Regions from separate parts of the Homo sapiens genome. Here region 2 is linked to region 1. Evidence: chromatin loops called from intact Hi-C (ENCODE). Cell type or tissue: endothelial cell of umbilical vein. All regions are shown on one strand. Each heading gives the region's core, and the rest is flanking DNA. Links, peaks and the distances in the headings are about the cores only.

Region 1 (2,729 bases), core at 229-2,728:
CACTGCAGACATACTCTTCTCAGCTTCTTCATCAGTGCAATGGGGTTGACAATATCTACTCATTGAATTTACTGCCTGGCCGCAGTGAGGTTGTGTCACGATTGGGATGCAATGCAGCCTAGTTGAAGACGGTCACTAAAGACCCCAGGGACTGACTCCTGTCTCCAAATCAAGCCTCCACAAAAGGACACATAAAATATCCTTCACGTATGACTCACAAATAGCTGAAGCATGAATGTTAACTCCATCATGTCAAATCTGTCCTGTGGTTATAAAATTTAGAAAGGCTCTAAATGCTTCTAGATGTATGGTAATGACATATTTGATGCTGCATAATTCCTGTTATCTAAGTGGACAACTTTCCATGTGCAGGGCCTTACGTACAAAAGTCAGATGAGCCCAGCACATTATTTTATATATATATATATATATTTTATATATAAATTATATATATGATATATACAATATAATATTTATATATGTTATATATGATATATAATATATGTTATATATGATATATAATATATAAATATATATTATATATATTTATATATTTTATATATATTTTATATATATATATTTTTTTTTCCTGAGGGCCAGACGTTGGTACATTGGACAGAGGCACTATTCATTACGGACACCAGACCATCACTCAGGGAACTGCAGTACAGTTTACTAAATGGGACTGTTGTGGTCGTGTGGATGACTGGGAGACTCTGTCTTATTATGGGCTTTCTACTTATATATTTCCTTTGCTATTTTTATTCATCAACATGTAACTGGACATCCCCTCTTCCACTGCATTTCAGGAGTCTGAGATGGAAAAGTCATCGGTGTTCACTCATATCACAGCTCTAAGTCACTGTGTGTATTGACAGTGCATTCCAAATGAATCCCATAAATGTATTTAGATATGTACATTGCCTTGAAAATTATGTAGTGCTATTTTGTATATACTTTGTGTAATGACCTGATGCTTATTTGCTATAAAAAAATCTATCAGTTTTTTTCTTCTAAAATGTCGAAAATTAAGAGTGTCACAAAAGTTTTTTTTATTTTGCTATAACTATTCTACAGTTATAGCAAAACTAGACTTGTATTATTTTGATGCCTTAATCCAGCCACAGCTGTGCAATATCCAATTTCCAGTAGCGGGGAAGAGTCAGACTCAATGTCAGAGGATCATAGCTCCCCCTCCTGGCCCTGTGCAATTTGTAAATCCTGCTTTTTTCGATTCTTTGGTTACCTATGTCAGACTTAACCCCTTGTAGTTATAAAGGGAAAGCTATCTGAGGATTCTCAATCTTGATTCTTTGGGCCATTTATTATGAACTTGTCAGAGCCAATAAACTTCCTGTGAAACGAAGTTGTCCAGATCAGCACTTTAGAACTTTCCGTGATGATAGAAATGTTTTATATCATGTTACCCACCGTAGTAGCCATGGGCACCTTTGGCTAATGTAACTGAGCAACTGAATTTTTAGTTTTACTTAATTTTAATGAGTTGAAAATTAAGAAGCCCGTGTGTATAGTGAATACCGTGTTACATAGTATAGTATAGACACTAGTGGATTCTCTCTGTAAACGTCTCGTTCTGCTGGGGTGTTGCCACTCCAATCACTTACCAAGTTTCCCTAATCGAGAAGAGGAAAGGACAGTTGCACCACACTGTGCCCAAAGTATCCTTTATTCTTCCTTCTGGCATACTTCCCAGCACTTGCTTCTTCAGGGAGCAAGGCATGGCTATGAGGAACATGCGGCTTATAGTTATTTTCTGTGTTATGATATAGTTTGCTTCAGCATCCTTAAGTAACAAAGCCAGCTCTGCACATTTCAGATATAGTAATCTTCAGAAAGGTGCTGGTATTGGCTTGGGTGACACATTATTCACAATAAGCCAGAGAAAAGAAAAAATTGGACATGTAAAGGTGGGCATCTGGACTTTACTACAGTCTTATCTATTTGTGTAGAAGAAATAAGAGATATTTAAGGGTAATCCTAGTGGTAGTGCCAAGGGGGATGACTGGTAATGGGCGAACCTTGAGCATCTTAATCAACAGCATCCACAGCCACCCCCTGAAACCACCCTGGAGAAATGCACCATCTAAGAAAAAACAGTGGCCAAATCTACCCACAGGCCCCTTTAAATAAAAATTCTAGATCGTCCCAAAGTAAATCTGATCCACATAAGAAGTGAATTTGTAAAGCAGTTAAAATTGAGGAGTCTTCATTTGTTTTAGAAAATGATCCACCAAAGGTTTTCTTTACATAGAAAGTCCTTCTAAAGCATTTAATGGTGCAATAAATAGCATGAATTTTTGGAGACATTATGTGAAAAGCAAAGATTCCCCTGTATTTTATAAACCAGAGACTAATGCTCTGAAATAGCCCCGAAGCCCATTACGGCTCAGCATTCCTTCAGGTTTCCTCAGGGAGCTGCCTATAACTTGGTAATGGTATTACTTAAGATTGAAAATTGTTTTGAGGCGGGTTTTATAGAAGACATGAGACAAAGAAGGTTTATTGTGTTGTGTTGTATTGATTTAATCTCTTTCTATCACACACTGAAATTGTTGCTTTTAAGGAAATAGATACATTTTACTGAGAGTTTCAAGGGAGCTGGGATATATTTTGCTAACAGATCAAATTTTCAAATTCAGCCTTTTCAGTCATTCAGACAGAGAAGAAATGGAATCATTTACAAGACAAATAAAAGGGAGAGATAAATG
Region 2 (3,045 bases), core at 276-2,775, 250 kb before region 1:
TTTTTTTGAGACAGAGTCTCTTGCTGTGTTGCCCAGGCTGGAGTGTAGTGGTGTGATCTTGGCTCACTGCAACCTCCGCCTCCTGGGTTCAAGAGAGTCTCCTGCCTCAGTCTCCTGAGTAGCTGGGATTACAGGTGTCCTCCAACATGCTTGGCTAATTTTTTGTATTTTTAGTAGAGATGGGGTTTCACTATATTGGCCAGGCTGGTCTTGAATTCCTGACCTCAGGTGATATGCCCGACTCGACCTCTCAAAGTGCTGGGATTACAGGCATGAGCCACCATGCCTGGCCTGTTTTCCTCTTTTGAAAAAGGAATGGACCACTTTATAGAATACTTGGCAAATAAGCCTGTAGGAATCAAATATTTATTAGGATATAGCCATTTGGATTCTTGATATGATTGAGCAGACATACAATGAGTGCAAAATACAAAGATTCTTCTTTTTTTAAAATTTAATTGAATTTTTTATTTCAATAGTTTTTTTGGGGGTGCAGGTGGTTTTTGGTTACATGGATACGTTCTTTAGCGGTGATTTCTGAGATTTTGGTGCACCCATTACCTGAGCAGTGTGCACTGTACCTACTGTGCAGACCTTTGTCCCTCAGCCCCTCCACCCTTCCCCTTGAGTCCCTAAAGTCCATTATTTCATTCTTATGCCTTTGCATCCTCATAGCTTAGCTCCTACTTATAAATGAGAACATATGATGTTTGGTTTTCCATTCCTGAGTTACTTCACTTATAATAATTGTCTCTAGCTCCATCCAAGTTGCTGCAAAAGACATTATTTCATTCCTTTTTATGGCTGAGTAGTGTGCTATGGTGTATATAGACCACATTTTCTTTATGCACTCATTGGTTGATGGGCACTTAGGTTGGTTTCATATCTTTGCAGTTGTGAATTGTGCTGTTATAAGCATACATGTGCAAATGTCTTTTTCATAGAAGGACTTTTTTTCCCTTTGGGTACACACCCAGTAGTGGGATTGCTGGATTGAATGGTAGTTCTACTTTTGGTTCTTCAAGGAATCTCCACACTGTTTTCCACAGTGGTTGTACTAGTTTACATTCCCACCAGCAGCGTAAAAGTGTTGTCTTTTCACCACATCCCTGCCAACATCTATTATTTTTTGACTTTTAAATTATGATCATTCTTGCAGGAGTAAGGTGGTATGATTCTTCTTCTTATTTCACTCTGGGATTTGGTCATTTTATAGCCAGACCTGGTCAGCAGGCTCAACTTTCCTCTTGATAAATTCACCATCCTAGACACCACTCCTGTAATGTATTCTTAAAGGAAATACAAGTTTGGGACACTAGAGGTCTCCACCTCACCATATAACCAATGTTATCTCAGGAAAACCTTAAAAGCACAATTTCCATGGCAACATGAAATAGGTGTCTTGTCCTTAAGTGGGAGGAGGAGAGGGTCGAGGAGGAAAACAGGGGCAGTTAAAAGTGGGTAGTTTCTAGTTTCTGTTGGGTGGATGTCATCAGTTGTTATTTTGAAATACTGACTGAAATTTGAGTAGGCTTTGCTGGAGTTAGATTTTCCACTTGTTTTTCAGATTTGTGTCTTTGGTTGGACACCCAGAGCTTCTTAAAGCCTGCAGCACTGGAAAAAAACCAAACCAAAAACAAAAAACAATAACCTTGTGGTGATTATTACATGCACCTGCAGAGAAATTCTTTTCTTCTCTAGATTTTACTTAGATAATCCACATTCAAGTTCAATTTCGGTCAAACCCCAAATTCGAATTGACGTAACTGTTCTGATGTTCGGAATGCGTGCGATCTAAAACGATGCCAGCGTGATGCTCAGAATCTGTTGATCCATCCATGCTTGTCCTGGCATCTTCCCCGATGGTGGCTGCCTTAGACCCTGAGCTTCCAATGTTGCCTTAGCTGGACGATAGAGTGGCCACGTGAACATTCAGTCGAGAATCCAGGTGCACAGCCAGGTGAGAGTATCCAGCCAGGTGAGCAGCCAGGACATGCTGGGAGAAGGGAAACAGTGAGTTCTGTTGGAGTCCTTCCTGTCACTCCATGTCCCTTGGCTCTCTAGTGGCTGAAGTAACTTTAGATTTTTAATGTCATTCCTACATCTCCAGCTTCTCAACAGTGCTTGCTCCCAGCAAAAGTCCCTTCACTTCCACCACCTCCCAGAGGCATGCCTTCTTTCACCAACTCGCAGAGGCGCTATCTCCCAGACATGGGTCTCCTTCCCCCATCTCCCAGAGGCGCGCCTTCTTCCGTCATCTCCCAGATGCCCGTCTTCTTGTCTTATGAGCCTTCTCAGGCTCCTCCAAAACTTGTTTCTTCTGAAAGCGTATTTGACAGCAAGAGTTCTAACTGACTTTTTCCAAATAACAACATCCTTGATTTAAAATTCATTACGTGTTGCTGTTTGTATTTTAAAATATCACCTGTGAAGTCGCAGAACCTTTGGATGTATTAAAAAGAAAGGAAAAGATGCATCTCTAAAACCTCTGAGGCTTGGAAAAAAATTCTTAGATCACTAAACTTTCTTGACATTCTTCTCTTGCCAGTGGATGCTGATGAATGACAAAGAGCTGATAGGCAGGGCTTAGGACACTGGGAAGAATCCGTGCTCCTTCATGGCAGAGATCAGTCTGGGCCGGCTCTGACGTCCCCAGGAGGTGGAAAGCAAAGCAAAGTCTGGTTCCTTCTTTGTTTCCATCCTTTCCTCCCCTGCTTTCTCCCCCTCTCATGTGTTACTACAGAAAAGAGGAAGGAATACCTGCCCACCACTCCTTAAGAGACTTTCCCTATCCTCACCCGACCCCTGGCATTCAGCTCAGGAGCCCTCAGTGCTCCTTTCCACCCAAACTCCTGTGGCTAATTACAGGACCATAGAGTCAGAGGGAAGCCTGGCGACTGATCCATCATAACTGAAACCTCAGCTCAAAAACCCTCTAAATGTGTCTGATAAAGTTATATTTCCTGTGCTTTTTCAGTCCCAGCTCAAGGAACTGTCAACCTTCCAGGGAGAGAGCCTGTCTGTCTATTTATCAATCATCTGTCT

The links. Hi-C counts contacts between places; a loop is a spot of excess contacts. Peaks named below come from ENCODE experiments on the same cell type or tissue, not always from the same donor. Only the 100,000 strongest peaks of a DNase experiment are listed, where the experiment ranks them.
Region 2: a loop joins it to region 1, with 19 times the contacts of the local background. A loop is called at or near these places in 75 of 110 quality-filtered maps.

What each region holds. Positions count from the first base shown.
Region 1 is chr10:6,666,679-6,669,407 of GRCh38, forward strand. No RefSeq gene overlaps it. Among named protein-coding and RNA genes, the nearest start is that of LINC02648, 49 kb to the left of the region's middle. In endothelial cell of umbilical vein, for the core only: a CTCF peak has its summit at 1,176 (motif pointing left); no DNase peak of the experiment used is centred there.
Region 2 is chr10:6,415,755-6,418,799 of GRCh38, forward strand. It overlaps a transcript of PRKCQ not described here. Among named protein-coding and RNA genes, the nearest start is that of LINC02656, 67 kb to the left of the region's middle. In endothelial cell of umbilical vein, for the core only: a CTCF peak has its summit at 1,330 (motif pointing right); a DNase peak (open chromatin) is centred at 1,317; H3K27me3 peaks cover 371 bases.